Regions from separate parts of the Homo sapiens genome. Here region 1 is linked to region 2. A link is a loop called in an ENCODE intact Hi-C map of the cell type or tissue named here. Cell type or tissue: A673. All regions are shown on one strand.

Evidence for each region. A loop is a pair of places that touch in the nucleus more often than their neighbours do. Peaks named below come from ENCODE experiments on the same cell type or tissue, not always from the same donor. Only the 100,000 strongest peaks of a DNase experiment are listed, where the experiment ranks them.
Region 1: a loop joins it to region 2, with 6 times the contacts of the local background. A loop is called at or near these places in 6 of 110 quality-filtered maps.

Annotation. Positions count from the first base shown.
Region 1 is chr16:55,253,993-55,261,992 of GRCh38, forward strand. No RefSeq gene overlaps it. Among named protein-coding and RNA genes, the nearest start is that of IRX6, 66 kb to the right of the region's middle. In A673, a CTCF peak has its summit at 4,175 (motif pointing left); a DNase peak (open chromatin) is centred at 4,159.
Region 2 is chr16:53,889,058-53,897,057 of GRCh38, forward strand. All of the region lies in intron 7 of FTO (FTO alpha-ketoglutarate dependent dioxygenase), which reads left to right. Among named protein-coding and RNA genes, the nearest start is that of FTO-IT1, 150 kb to the right of the region's middle. In A673, a CTCF peak has its summit at 3,205 (motif pointing right); a DNase peak (open chromatin) is centred at 3,234; H3K27ac peaks cover 953 bases.

The sequences.
Region 1 (8,000 bases), 1.4 Mb after region 2:
TGAGAAGTCTGAGAAACTGTTATAGATTGGAGGCATAAGAGACATGACAATTAAATGTACTGCAAAAATTTGTATTCTACATTAGTGGGGAAACAGTGAAATGCTAATAAAGTCTGGAGGTTAGTTAATAGTAACTGTAGCAATGTTAGTTTCTTAGATGTAACAAATGTCTCATGGTTCTGTAAAATGTTAACATTAGGGGAAGCTGGATGAAGGGCATACAGGAACTCTCTGTACTATCTTTGTAAGTTTTCTGTAAATTTAAAATTATTTCAAAATAAATAAATTTAAATTTAATTTTATTTTAGATTCAGGGATTACATGTGCATGTTTGTTATGTGGGTATATTTTGTAGTGGTGGGGATTGGGCTTTTAGTATACCCATTAACCAAATAGTAAACATTGTACCTGATAAGTAACTCTTCAACCCTGACCCTCCTCTGACTCTCCCCACTTTTGAAGTGAAAATGAAAAGTTTGCTTAATGAGTAAAAACCATAACTTTGTTAAACTTCTGTATACTTAGTTCATAGTTTAACACATACATAGAGAATGTATGACATGTATGTGTGTAATATATGAAGTAGGAATGCATATATAATTGTTTCAGTTTTAGTAACATGTAGTGATAAGGGGCCTTCTTTTTGGACCTCAGGGGTAAGAAGTTGAGTTAATTTTATTCTCTGTTCATGATACCTTGCCATCATTGGTCTGGGCAAGACCTCCTTCACTGTACATGTTTGGTTATCTGATTATTCCCATTAACTCCCATTTCCCTCCTCCCCCATAGGCAACTCTTCTAATGTGTATCTTCATGATTGTTGCATGTATCCTTACAAAATCTGTATTTTTTGTTTGCATGAATATTTAGTCTACATAAGTGGCATCGAGTTACCTATCTCATTATATTTCTTACTTTTTTAACCTAATACCATGCATTGAAGCTCTAGCCCCAATGCTGTCCATACACCTAGTCTGTTGCTTCTATCTGCTTCACAGTTCTCCATGGTGAATGTTTTCAGTTTTCCCAGTGGTAAATCCCTGGACTTTCTCCAAGTTCCCACCACCAGAAAGTAGAACACAATGAATTTCCTCTTGATAGCCCTTCACCATGGACTTGCGTGGGAATTTCCTTGGGGCATATACACAGGGGCAGAATGACTGAGGCTTGATTATACATATGCTAAAGTTGACCAAGTGCTGCCATATTGCTTTCAGAATTATCTTACATCATAGAAGGAAGTTTCTCTACAGCCCAGTCCTCTCAGCATCATGTTTTCAATGCTTAGTGCCTCAATACACCTGGGTATGATTTAAGGAGTGACATGGATGAAAATAGGAAACAGCATCCTAATATTTGCTAAGATTCATTGAGCAGCACTAGCTTTGGACCAAGTATTGTTCTAAGCTTTATATGGGGGGGTAAAATTAGTTCTTGCAACATCCTTTTTGGTAAGTACTATTATTATCTCCATTTTACCCATGAAAGAATGAAGTCGCCGGGTAGTAACATGACGTAGCTGGATTCATTCAGCTGTAACCATAATGTTCTATGGTTCTGGACAGCCTGGCTCTGCTCTCCCATCTCAATCCAGAGCCAGCCCAGACTTCATGAATCTTCCCTCCCAGCCAGGCTACATGGGCTTGGGGCCTCTGAGCAGCACTTAAATTAATTCTGAGGTTTATTTAAAACATAAACCATGCTCAGAATAACATTAGCAATTCAGCTCTTCCAAGGCACCTTTTCTGCCCAAAAGGGGTAACATACCGGATTCTGGAGTGGTCAGAAAGTTGTTCTGAGGTCTCTGAGACAGGTGGACTCACTGTTGACCCCAATTTATAATGCTAAGAAGCGGAGCACAGAAAAAGGTTGCTGGAGAAATAGTAGGGGCGGGAATACTGCCCATGCTGGCGCCGGCTGCACCACGTGCCAATCAATAGTGCTTTATTAGGAGACATAATCAATGTGCAGCAGGCAGACCCAGCCAATTAGGCTTATCGGCTGACAGAGAGGAGCAGGAAGTCTTCCTTTCCTCCTGGTTGTTTTCCTGCTCCATGGAAGAAGTCAGTTCCCGTTTTTTTATCTCTGGGTTCCCACCACGCCATCTCAGTGGGGAGGGAGTTCTGACAGAAAGCAGGTTTAAGCTATCTCAGTCCCCTTGAGCCCAGGGTCAGACCAGCCAGCCCTTAAGGCCAGCTTGCAATAGGAGGCAAAAAAAAAAAAAAAAAATCAGAAACACAATCTATGGGCTTCTTGGCAAAGAAGAAATACCAATTAGGCCTGACCTGGTCATTCTCTCTTTCCTCTTTATCCCCCTCATCCTCCCTACAGGCTTGAGAAATTTCTCACTGGGCTCCTTAAGTGTCTCCTGGGCAGACAGAGGTGGGGGCGGGGAGAACGCACCCCAGTTGGGGCACTTCGAAATATCAGTTTCACAGCAAAAAGGCAGCCCTTTAACATTTAACTGAGACTGATTGTACGCTGGAAAATAGTGTATTTATCAACTGCATCTGTCTTTGCCGCTGCTTTCTCCTTCCAAAAAGATAAATTACTGCAGCAGATAAGGATCCAGCTTTCAGGGCGATCAAATGAACGCCAGGAGTCCTCAAGATAGGAACGGTTTATGAAACCCGGCTCCTGCCCACTTGAGTGAGCCAACTAAGAGGGTGCCAAGAATGTAATGGCCACATGGGTTATTGGCCTTTCCTCCCTGCCGTGGTACATTACACGGGGGTAAGAGAATTTGCTTTTAAAGTATCTTTTGCAGTCTCTTCTAATAAATCACTGAGCAATCCCTGGTGCTTGTTGTGGTCGGTGGTGGTGATCCATGGTGAAACGACAGGCGGGTTTCAGGGCCGGATTTTCCACCAGTGCAGCCTGCGCGTGGTAGGTGAGTGGCAAATGCAGCAAAACAAGATGGTGGCCTCCAAGCAATGAGAGATCGAGAGACACTGCCGCATGCAAGTATCGGGATCTCCTTGACCTTGGCTGGGACTTCACGGGAGGTTTCCGGAGCAGCCCCATGGACTCCCCAGCTTATGATTTAGAACCAGTTGAGCATTTCAGTTAGCAAATTGTATTTAATGCTGTGTAACCTCAGGGCTCTTAATGTAAGATTTGTAGATGCAGAATTCAGAGCTTTAAGAAAGCTTGCCCAACCTCTGGGAAACCAAGAGGGATTTTCAGTCTCTGTAGAGTATTACCTGCCTGTGCATAGGGAAGATGCATAGGAAATGTCTTAAGGGTTCAAGTGTCTATTGTGTCCCTTAGGCGGCTCTACCTTAGTTAAGTGCTAGCTCTTGTCAGTCACGATTGTGTGATATTTGTCGTAAATGTTCTTTATTATTATTATTATTGCTGTTATTATTATTTAGGTCATTTAATTACTCTTAATCTGACCTTGTCTCCCTGTGTAAATATCCCCCTTCTTCCTTGCCATGTGTCTCTGTGCAGATTTGTAGGCAGTTATCAAATCAATCCCTTCTCCGCACCCCACCCCATGCCAATCACCACCTAACCAAACTACATACATATATATTTAGCTCTTTTAATCTTTTTTCTCATAAGGTTCTAATTTTACATTTTCTGGGGTATTTTAGATTTGGCAGAATGGCCTTCGTCTGTGAAGAGTAGAACTTAATTATCAAAAGCTGAGCCGGAGTGAGCTATCCATCACTGGGTGACATATCCTTGCCTGTGTTCATTTGAAAAACATTTTTTTTGTAGCTCTTGGAAGAAGAAAAAAAACAAAGCTGCCAGAAGGAAAAAAGAAAAAAAGGAAGGAAAAGAGAAAAAAGGAAGAAAAAGAAAAAGAAGAAAAAACTTCATTCTGACATTCATCATCCCGCAACACAACCACATAACATATCAAAATATCACAACGTGAGGTATCAAGTGTTGAGAAGGCTCATTTGATTTCTCTCTTGCTTTTCTTTTCTTTTTCTTCTCTTTTTTATTTTGTTGAAAACTGAATCTAGCATGTGAAAGTTAGTCCTGTAAAATGCCTCCTACAGTAAACATCATCTTTTTGACAAGGTTTGCATTATAATTAAGGCCTGTCTGAGTAGCTACGCAACTGCGTGTTGCACTGTTTTCTTTAAGAGACGGGGTTTTTTAACAGCCAGATAAATGCTCAGCGTGGCCCAGCCCAGTGGGACAGCGACACCCTGTGGCCGTGTCTGCTCATGGACCCAGGGTGGGGCCACACAAGGCTTGGCTGGAGGAAGGCCTGTTCAGAAGGGTTCCCAGGGTGAATTCTGGTATTATATTGCCATGTGAATGCTGACAAGATTCGCCAAGAGGGGGCCAGTTTTGAGGCAGAGGAGCCTGTCCTGTGTGATTTAAATGAGATACAGAAGACAAAAGTACCTGGCAGAGGGCCCCACCACAGCAGGCTCTTACCCTGTGCCATACCCCAAATTGCCAGATGCAGAATGAGAGGCCAACTCTTTTCTGACAGGTCCGATTCAATGACACACTAACTCCAAAAGGCTGCCCCTGGAATCTTACCAGAAAGCAACCCTAAACCCCATGTCAGGAACTTCTATCAGCGATCAACAAGACTGGTGACAAATCCACTCAGTCATCCAGAGGCTTCCAAAAGCCTTTGAATAATGAATTCAAATATTTCATCCTTGAGAGGAACGATGGTTTTTGTCAGTTGATTTGTATTCCAGCCATTTATTTAAATAACCAACCGATAAAATACACGTTTTCATAGTAAATAAAATCTGCAGATCCTCACCCCATAATTGGTTAGTCCATCAGCACTTTTATCCATTATATATGGACTTAAATGCAACAAGATGAGGTGGCGTGCTCCCTCCTCTGCAGGAGGACGGCAAATGTTTACAACGGTGGTTGCAGTTTCAGCTAATATTTTCCGGAAACATATATTTGTCATCTCTCTTCTCTAAGTTATTCCAGGTTTCTTCAAAACACATGAATTGAGATCGCTTTGTCCAAATTTATTTATTTTTTCTCTTTTAGTTTGTTGTACTTACCGGGCATAACCAAAAAAGACATTCCCTCTGGCATGCCAAGGCCTGGCGGGTCCTCAACGGCCAATGGCTATTTCCACTCTTTGTTGATTGAGTCCTGGCGCCGTACCCTGAATGCCAGATGCAGAATGAGAGGTCAACTCTTCTCTGGTGGGTTCAAGTCAATGACAAACTAACTCCAAAAGACTGCCCTGGAGTTAACAAACACTCAGAGAAAATACGCAATGAAAATCATCAATTTACCAGGTGGAAAAACAGCCGCCTCCAGAGGCTAAGCCAGGCCAAGCCAGACCAGGATTACTTCCTATGTCTACCCTGTTGAGTGCCTTTATTTATTTATTTATTTATTTATTTTATTTTATTTTATTTTTTTTTTGAGACAAATTCTCACTCTGTCACCCAGGCTGGAATGCAGTGGCACAGTCTTGGCTCACCACAACCTCCGCCTCCCAGGTTCAAGCGATTCTCATGCCTCAGCCTCCCAAGTAGCTGGAACTACAGGCATAAGCCACCACACCCGACTAATCTTTGTATTTTTTAGTAGAGACAAGGTTTTGCCATGTTGGCCAGGCTGATCTCGAACTCCTGGTCTCAAGTGATCTGCCTGCCTCGGCCTCTCAAAGCGCTGGGATTACAGGCGTGAGCCACTGCACCCGGCCTGTTGAGTGTCTTTTACACAGAACACACCAGTTGGTGTTTAAGGGACATCTCTCAAATCCTAAGGCATAAGAAGAGAAAAAAGAGGCCAATGAGAAAAAAATGACGATTATGGTCAAAATACCTAACATTTATTGAGCATTTACTTTCTGCCAGCTACTGTTTAGGCACTTTAAGTTCATTAACTCATTTAATTTTCACAAGAACTCTACAAGGTGGCACTGCTATCATCACTGATGTAAAGATCAGAAAACTGAGACACGAAAGGATTAATTTTTTAGCTGCAGGTCACCGGCTTACTCGGGAGCAGTGGTGGGTTCCTATTCTGAGAGGACTCCAGTGACTAACTGCAAGGTGGCGATGCTGCAGATAATCAACACATGAAATAAACATTTTAGTAGTAAATAAAGCCTGCAGATCCTCATCCCGTAATTTGTTAGTCCATCACCACTTTTGTCCATTACATATGGACACAAACGTAGCAATCTGGAGATCAAATCCATTTTAAAGGTGGGGAGACTGGGAGCCAGGGTGTGGATGTTGGGTGTCCACCGTCACACCAGGTAGCAATGAAGTACCAGGGCCCAGCTTGGCTAATTTTCATGATACTGCACTTGATGTTGCGTGTCAGCCACCCAGGTGCCTGCCAGATGGCATCCACGTTGTGGTACCTTCACCTTGACAGCAAATATGTAAATCTCTGCTCTCAGCCTTGCAGAATCACCATCATTAGAGCCTCAGGAGGGTTTCAAGTCCATTCTTCTTTCCTTTTCTCTGGATCTCATTGTCACCATCAAAGAAAAATAATTACCATGTTAGAGAACAACTCTTTGTTACATGATACAAAAATAGGGCCTCAGGGCACAGTGAGCAAGTGAAAGATGAGAGTGCTCAGTTTTGAGATAAAGCAAATGGGAGGATGTCCACTTGGGACTGATTCAAGAAGGGCCTGGAGATGGTGGCCCTGATTGCACGGATATCCTAAATTCCCTTCTCGCCCCATTAATTCACCTCCACACAATGTCTGACCCCAGATGCATCTCTTCCAATCCCACAGGGCACATAGTGTTTGTCCTACTGTCTTCCCTTCTCACAGTCTCTCTCCTCCTTCAGCTCTCTCCACCATGATGGCATTAGTCTACACTACAATTGCTGCCCACCAGGTCTTTCCAAAGCAATTCAGACCTTTCCATCCCCTGCTCCAAAGCTTTCAATAGTCCCTCACTGCTTATAGAACAAAGTCCTAGGTCCTAAACCTAAGCCCAACTTTTCACTCTTTTTCAACCCCCTCCAAGTCCCCTATGCTCCAGCCAAAGCTAACACAAATTGTCCTGCCTTTGAGCTTTGCTCATGCTTTTCCATCTACCTGCAGGGTTGTTGCACTGCACAACTCCAGGAGGCTCATCTCCATCAGAGGCAATGTGACTAGCACCCAGTGGGGTTGGTCAGTATACAACCTGCACAACTATACCTGGCCACCTGGCCATCTGGATCTTATATCCCACCACACCCATGTCCCTCCATCTAAAGCAAGGTTGTCCAACATGTGGCCTCTAGGCCACATGTGGCCCAGGATGGCTTTGAATATGGCCCAACACAATTTCATAACCTTTCTTAAAACATTATGAGATTTTTTTGCAATTATTTTTAGCTCATCAACTATCATTAATGTCAGTGTATTTTATGTGTTGCCCAAGACAATTCTTCTTCTTCCAATGTGGCCCAGGAAAGCCAAAAGATTGGACACCCCTGAACTAAAGCAAGATTTCTTTAGAGCAGCACTGTTGACATTTTAGAACAGATCATTCTTTGTTATGAAGACATGTCCCGTGCATTGGAGAATGTTTAGCTGCATCGCTGACTTTTTCTCCTCCTAGTTGTGACAACCAGAAATGTCTCCAGGCATTGCCAAAGGTCCCATAGGAGGCAAAATCATCTCTGGTTGAAAGCTGCTGCTCTAAGTCCTACCCGAATTTGAAACTTCACCCTCAAAGCCACCTATTCCACTGACCTGAGAGTGCACTCACTTTCCAGGGAGTATCCCCAGAACTGTGCCCACTCCTCCTCCATTGAAGCACTGAGTTTTTTCTACTTCAAATTATGCAGATATATATGTATGTGTGTCTGTGTATAAATACATATACGTATGTGCAAGTGTACATATGTATGTGTGTATATAAGTATGTATACATATATTTATGTGCATGTGTATATATGTGTGTATGCAAGTGTGTATATATGTACATATGTGCGTATATATCTCTAAGTGTGTGTGTGTATATATACTTATGTGTATGTGTATATAGGTGTGTGTATATATCTAAGTATGTATTTATATATTTA
Region 2 (8,000 bases):
CAAGTTAGATTCTTCTTGGTAAGGTGATGGGTATAGCCAGGATTTTGTCAGTACAACCTCAGTTTAGTTCAATAAGCATTTATTGAGTATTTTCTCCTCATAGGGCATGTGCTGGACATATACTATGAAGTGGTGATAAGAGGATAACAATTCGAAAATAATATTTAACATTCATTTGCATTTTTATATGCATCAGGTGCTACTCTGTTTTCTCAGTATTAACTTTAAAAAATTTTTACAGCAATGCTAAGAGGTATAGAAACTTTTCCAGGCCTTAATTTGTGGATGTGAAAACTGAGGGGCAGGGAAATGAAGGGCCTCCCCCAGGGTCACTGAGTAAGTGGCACAGCAAGGTGGAAACTCAGGCAGGCTGGCTCCACAGCTTATGCTCTCAACCACTGTGTCCCAACAGTTGAACAAGGAGAGGGGCACGAATATCACCAGGTATGACATTAGCTAAATTGAAATCTGGTAATAGATGTGAAACGTTAAAAGAAAATCATAGTTCCAGAGGAGGGAGTATTACATTCAGACCACTTGAGCCGGCTGGGATGGTGGTGAAATGGCAGATGTGGTTTTTGGGGCCCTTGGATGCTGAGGAGTATGATGGGATGGGGGATCTGGGGAAGAACATTAGAATCCAGAAACTAAAAACAAGGCCAGAAGTCAGGTGTGACCAGAGCAAGTAGTGCAGATGATGTGGGAGGAAATGTAGCTGGAAGGCAGGTTGAAGCCACATGGAGGTCTTGCATTAAGTCTTAATTTAAATAATAGTAATAATAATAATAATAACAAACACTTACATAATACTTATTAAGTACCAGACATTATTCTAGGTGTTTTCTGTAAAACTTCTTTAACTTTTATGACAACCCACAACATAGGTGTAATATATTCCCCATTTTTCTAACGAGGAGACCAAAACACAAAGGGTTTGTGTAACTTCCTCGAGGTCACCCAGCTAATAGGTGAGGGAGCTGGAATCTGAACTCTAGAAGGCTGCCTCTGGGGTCCTTGCCCTTCACCACCTCACTGTTCTGCCTTCAAACAATTGGATTTGGAATGTAGTAGAAAAGTGGTAAAAGCCTGCAAACTCTGGAGATAGTACCTCTGCACAGAATTTGAAATGTACTGGAAACAATGAACTAATCTGCAAAAATGGATAGCTATTGCTAATCCCTATTTTATTTTTTTAAAGCCATTTTATTGGGGTATGATTGCCCTACAAAAAGCTGTACGTATTTAATGTGTACAACCTGAGTTTAGAGATACATGTACCTTCATGAAACCATCACAGCAGTCTATGCCATAAACCTATCCATCACCTCCAAAAGTTTTCTTCTGTCTTATTTATTATAATTATTATTATTGTGATAAGAACACTTAACATAGGATCTACCCTAATTCCTACTTTATAATAATGAAAATGTCAAGTCACAACTTTGAAGGCCCCAGTTTAAAAGTCTGGATCAGAATCCAAAAGTCCTTGCTTTCCAGACATCTCAAATCTTTAAATCATACCTTTTCATGGATATACGTCTGGGGAAGGAATGTTATAATCCTTTTAATGTATTAATAGTATCACAAAAATTGATTTCTCCAAAGACCTGAATCGATGCAAAACTGAGCATTGTGAAACTGAATTGGAGTTAATGAAAAGTCTGTGCCTAAATCTCCTTAGTCAGTTCTGTTCCTAAACTAAGCCTGTTATGAGTACTCTCCATTTTTATGGGCTGCTTATATAAAGGCAGCTTCAATTTCAGGGCAACATTTTTTCCCCCTACTGTGTAATTCTGATTTTGTCCATTTACATATGAGTTAGAACCTCTTAACTTGATGAACCTTGGCTCTAAGACATCAGCTTGACTTTGAAGTTGTAATTTGACAACTCTGTGAATTAGAGTTGAAGAGCAAATAAGAAAGGAGCTCTTATTGATTTTTTTTTTTTTTTGAGACGGAGTCTTGCTCTGTTGCCCAGGCTGGAGTGCGATGGCGCGATCTCAGCTCACTGCAACCTCCGCCTCCCGAGTTCAAGTGATTCTCCTGCCTCAGCCTCCCTAGTAGCTGGGATAACAGGGGCCCGCCACCATGCCTGGCTAATTTTGGTATTTTTTAGTAGAGATGGGGTTTCACCATGTTGGCCAGGCTGGTCTCCAACTCCTGACCTCAGGTGATCCACCTGCCTCAGCCTCCCAGAGTGTTGGGATTACAGGCGTGAACCACCATGCCTAGCCCTTGATTTTGTTTTTTAAAAACCAAATTAAAAAAAAATTGTTTTTGTTCAAGAGCTTTTTTTTTTTTATTTTTTTTAAGTAAAATCTGGCCCAGCATGGTGGCTAATGCCTGTCTTCTCAGCACTTTGGGAAGCCAAGTTGGGAGGATTGCTTGATCCCAGGAGTTTGAGACTAGCCTGGGCAACATAGTGAGACTTTGTCTCTACTAAATTAAAAAAAATTATCCATGTGTGGTGGTGCATGTCTATGGTCTGAGCTACTTGGGAAGCTGAGGTGGGAGGATCATTGGAGCCCAGGAGTTCAAGGCTACAGTGAGCTGTGATCGCGTTACTGCACTCTAGCCTGGGTGACAGAGTGAGACCTTGTCTCACGTACACACACACAAATAAAAAATAAAATATTTGGTATTGTGAGCTTACAAGTGATATTCATTATGAATTCATTTAAGGAATTTAGTTATATCTATGTAAATTTGTGTATAAATAATTTGAAGGTGGTGGCACATGCGTTAAGAGGAAATATCTGTTATTTGTTTTGTCGCTCTTGTATAAAAAATACTAAAAGGAAAAGCAATTCTGCGAACTCTCTGGTGCTGGTTTCCCAGAAGTTGGCGTGTCATTTCTAAGTGTTCTGAGGGAGATCAGTGGCCTCAGTGTCTCTCCTCAGCGTGTCTTGGGATGATCTTTATCAGCAGAGTGAAGATTTAGGTCCAGATAAAAGGGATGTTTCTTCCAAATTAAATGTAAGCATTGCTTCAAGCCTTTTACAGTGACTTTTTACAAATTCATAGTGATTTCTTTTTTCTATTGGACAAGACAGAACAGAATAATTGTTGGATGAATCTACGGTTCTGTGGTTCTGTTCGTTTAGTACCATCTGGTATTTGTATACTCGGGTGGAATTGGCAGTGGCTGGTTAGATTTCTACTTGGTACCAGCCCACCTCATATTTTCTCAGTTGCAAGCAGTAGGGGGCAATGTTGAGCTACCAGATTGAGGCCCCAAGATGTTAGCCTTTCAGGAAAACGCATACAAAAATACCATTAACTGTCAAGAATTATCCCTGTTGCTTCAAGTTAGCTGTAATCTCCAAGATTCCATAGCACAGGATATCAGTTGTGGGTTAACAAATTCAACAGCAATTTAACATAAAAAGTACAGTGTTTGGTGCACATTTGGATTCTATAGCATTAGACTAATCCAAATGGAATTTCTGAGTGTCCTCACTTTGCTTCCAGGGACTATCTTACTCAAAATTATTATCATTTTAGACAAATGATTCTTTTTTATCTTTATACTTTTTTTTGAATTGTAAAATCGTGCGTGTTGTGGAAGGATTTCTTTAAATCAATGCATTTTGTCTGTTCTGCAAAATAACATCGATCTCTTTTGCTGAGAAAATAAAAAACCTCAGGGAATATGTGCATTACTTTTCCCCTTTTGCTTATGAGTAAAGCAACCTTTATCGGCCCTCGTACCAGGGAAGAGACTTGCGCTGTGATTTCTGTCTTTGTGCTCTTTTTTCACTTTGTGGCTGCAAGGTGTAGTCTCAGGAAGGATATAGAAGAATGGAAAATGAGCTTTGAAATCGCTTTTCTTCCATTAATGGTAATTGCTTCACATGTCATAACCAGTCACATATTTCAAAAAGTTTAGTCAGCTGTCTCTAAAACTCCCCCATCCTCCACTTCCCATTTCCTGTCCCAGAAAACACCATTTTTATCACACTGTTTATTCTTGCCATTTTTTCTCCCAGCGGATAGTTTTACTCCATCCATGCTCTTGTGATGTAAATGTTAAACCTTATATTTGAATGACATTCTGATAAAATATCACATTTTCCCTGAATATTACCTCATGAATTTATGAGCCATTAAGCCCAAAGCAACATAACCCTTTCTTATAACCCAGGAATTTAGTCTGGCCTTTCCCCTCCTCTTTGCTCCCTATTGAGGATGGCATTATAACACTATAATACTATTCAAATATTTGTTTTTTATTTTAATTTTTTTAAAACCCGATGCACTTCCTACCCCCACCGCCCCTGCCATCCAAGATGATTGTATTATGAGAAGACTCTTCAGGATAAGAGAGAGTTACCATTTGAAAGAAACTGTACAGCTGCTTTGCTTTCTGGGTAAAGAGAAATATGAAAAGCTGAAGTCTCCTGTGAGGTGGGCAAGTCTTGCTGTAGCCAGAGATTCAATGGATAGGCCATTTGTCTCTCAGGGTCTGGTATCGCTCTTTGCAAAACTGACATTTATTTTACCTATAAAAATGTTTTAACACTATCAAATTCACAATGATACAGAAAAGAATGCTAGGTGCGAAATCCTCTAAATTGATGACATTTATTCATTTCCTATTGACCTTAAAAAAAAAAAAGGTCAATTTGGTATAATCCAGTGGAAATATTCGACAATCGTTTCCAGAGTAAACATTTTCGAAAGTAGTGATGATTTCGATACTGGAGAGAAATTCTTCTTGCTGTTTTCCTTGGTTTTTTCTTTTAGAATAAAAAGTAGATCCTGATGGTTTTGAATGTTTTGAATTGCGTTTCCTGTTCTGACAATTCCTTGTGCTGTTATAGCAATGCATTTATATGGCAGTTGGCCTTAATAACCTTTATTGACTTTAGTGGGTAGGAGCCAAGACTGGATTATTTTAATGTATCCGTTTGGAAACAGTGTAAAACACAACATATAATTATGTTAGGTAAGCTATAGGCTACATTTAATTCTATCCATTTATGTTAAAATTTGGCACAGGAGAGCAGAGACATGTGGAAAATGAGTAGGTGTTTTATTTAATAATGTAACCAGTTTCTTGTTGTTAAAGTTTTAAGAGAGAAATGTACTTAAGAAGGTAAAGGTTGTGCCTGACAAGTTAGTTATAATAGTTTAATTTTAAGATGAGTCATGCCTTTTCCCCTGCTATTTTGGCCTATGTAAATCATCTGGGAAGGCCCTTGCCAGGAGCCTGCCCATGGCTGTGTGGATGAGTCTTCCTCAGCATAGGTTACACTTCATGTAGTTTACATAGTCATAGGGAATGACTGAGCCGAGCAGTAGTTTGTTTATTTTTGGAGAGATTAATGAAGTTCTCATCACAGTGCTTTAGATTAAATTCTTTAAAACTGAATACAGGAACAAGGCTGCTTTTTCATTTACTGAAATTTTTACTGAGTATACTGGTATTTGCTATTGTATTATAGTTCAATTAGCTAAGTTTATTTTAAACTTCCTTCTAGGATTGAAGATTTTTGGGGATGTGCAGAAGAAAGTGATGGAAATATAAATATCGAATTTTTTTGTTTGCATTAATGGGAAAGTCACCAATTTTTGTGTGTGTGTGTGTGTATAATTTTTTTCACCCTTCTTTTCAGTGTTAATGTGCACATTAAGTTACATCAGCCAACATAATCCAGTCTCCCATTTTTCAGGGTTAGCATTTCTGATTTAAGAGCAGAGTATATTATAGTAATTTAGGATCAGATGTGAGATGTCTAGTGGTTTTAAATTAAAATGTAAATTCTCTTTTTTGACTGGGGCAGTGCTGAGTGACTCAAGATAAGCACAGATTAGAGGTGGATAAAGAGTCATAAGCATCCAAAAATTCAGTTTCTGAAACTGGTGTGCAGGCACTGAGTTTTAGGACCTTTACGTTTAGCTTTGAAAATCTGGAAAAACGAAAAAGTCACTTGCAGCTGGAGCAGCTTAAAATCTTTGGTTTAAATCTTTGGTTTTTGGTTATCTTAAAGGTGTTCAGGGAAGCTCGGTTCTTTCCATTCTCCTTCCTACCCACCCACTCTAATTCCCCACCCACTCCAATTCCCCACAGCTATATTGTTCTATTAAAAGTAAAACATCTGGGGAGAAATTTTACATGTAATTTAGCAGTGAATTTCTTATAAGTTTTTATTCCTTTTTTGATTATCTTATGAATTTCAGAGTTTTCCATTTTTTTCCCTGAGTGTCTGTACCTTTAGTAAGGAATTTTACAAGAAAGTGTTGTGTATCCTGTCTTTTTGGGAAAAAAGAATATACAATTCCAAGAGAATTCAGGCTTAAGCCTCAAAAACACAGTGTGCTTCGAAAGCACAAAGGACTGTGTTTATGATTCTCTTTGAAGTGTTTTTGCAACTGGATAAGGAAAATTTTAGAAACCGTCTGATAGTGTTCAGGGTAAATACTTAAACCCCTTTAGAGAATTTCACACACAGATACTGTGCAGCAGAAAAAAGGGATACTTATGTTTCTTAAAGCTGCTACAGCCTACAGCTTTGTACTTAAAGACAGAGGTGTTGAATAGAATTCTACTGAGGATACATCCAGTGACAGTATCTCCAGGAACATCAGAGCAAACCAGTGGGTAGGACTTTCTGTTTTTAACCCTTACATGAGCTGTGTGAGAGTTGAGCTTTACTGGTACCAAGTCCTAGGATGTGCCTGGTACATCTCAGGAATGTTAAGAGGATCGTTCCTAGTGCCTCTGCTCTGCACACAATAGGAACAACACTAAAAATGCTGAAGATGCTGAGACAAAGTGACAGGAGCTAGGAAATTCCAAGTGACAGCCTTGCCATCTCTCTTAACTCTTAGTGTGTGGAGAGAAAAACTGGAGTAAACAGCCAGGGTTTGTGTTTTAACCTTGTTTCTGTAGGATTTGGCTAAATTTTGACAACCTTCGTTAAATATACACACGCACATGTGCACACACACACATACACACATTTCACACATTCTATATGTAAAGAAAAAAAAGATGAATTCTGCTGCTTTAAATAGTTTTAACCACCCTGAAATTCAAATTGATGTAAAGGTGTGAAGATCCTGCTATTTTCCCTGGGGTGCTATTTTAGCCTTGGCTGCTAGAATTCATTTTGGATTGCTTTGACTAGCAGACTATCATAGCATTTCAGATATGAATTAAGAAACCCTGGTGCAAGATTGGAATGTCAGAAATTTCTCTTTTTCCTGGAAAAGATATAACATAAAACAAATTATGTAACTTATTTCATCTAGGGTTTTTTTTTTTTTGTGGGGAGCATGGTAGAGGGATTAAATTCAGCTCTAGTCTGTTATTTACTTTATTATAATTACCTCTGAAATATCCTAGAAGAATCTCAGTCTAGAAGAATGAAGTAGTGTACAAAATAATAATAATAATCACCAGACCTACAGATTTGAAAGGAAAACAAGATTTCCAAAGGATGTCGTGCCATTTATTTGGAATATTATCAAGATGTTAGAATCTTTTTCCCCCAAGTTGGTTAATGAATAATCACTAAAACTGTTGCCTCTTGAAAAATATTGTTATGATGATCCAATGAGAAAGTTTGTAAAATATAAAACATACATAAATGCAAGGTATCACCAGTATTGATTTTAAAAGGAAGCGTGGAGAGTCTTCAACTGAGGAATCCTTACTTCGAGGCCGGTTGACCGAGTCTTCCTTATTGACAGCATCCCTTTCCTTTCCTAATTTTCCTTCCTCTGGAGCTGGGGTTCAGTCCAGGAGCTAAAGGGACTCACAACAATTTGGAACTCAGCGCTCCTCTTGCAATGCGTCTATCCACTGTGGGTTAAATACTTTGAGAGGCTGGGCTGGGAATCTTTCCATATTGTACAGAAATGTCTCTATGGAGAAATGTACTCCCAGTGCCAAAAAATGACTTACAGAGAGCCCCGGGAACACATTAAGTTGGCCCTTCCGTGCCTTATGGTAACATAACCACCATCCTGCTCCCTCCTCATTGACATCTGCA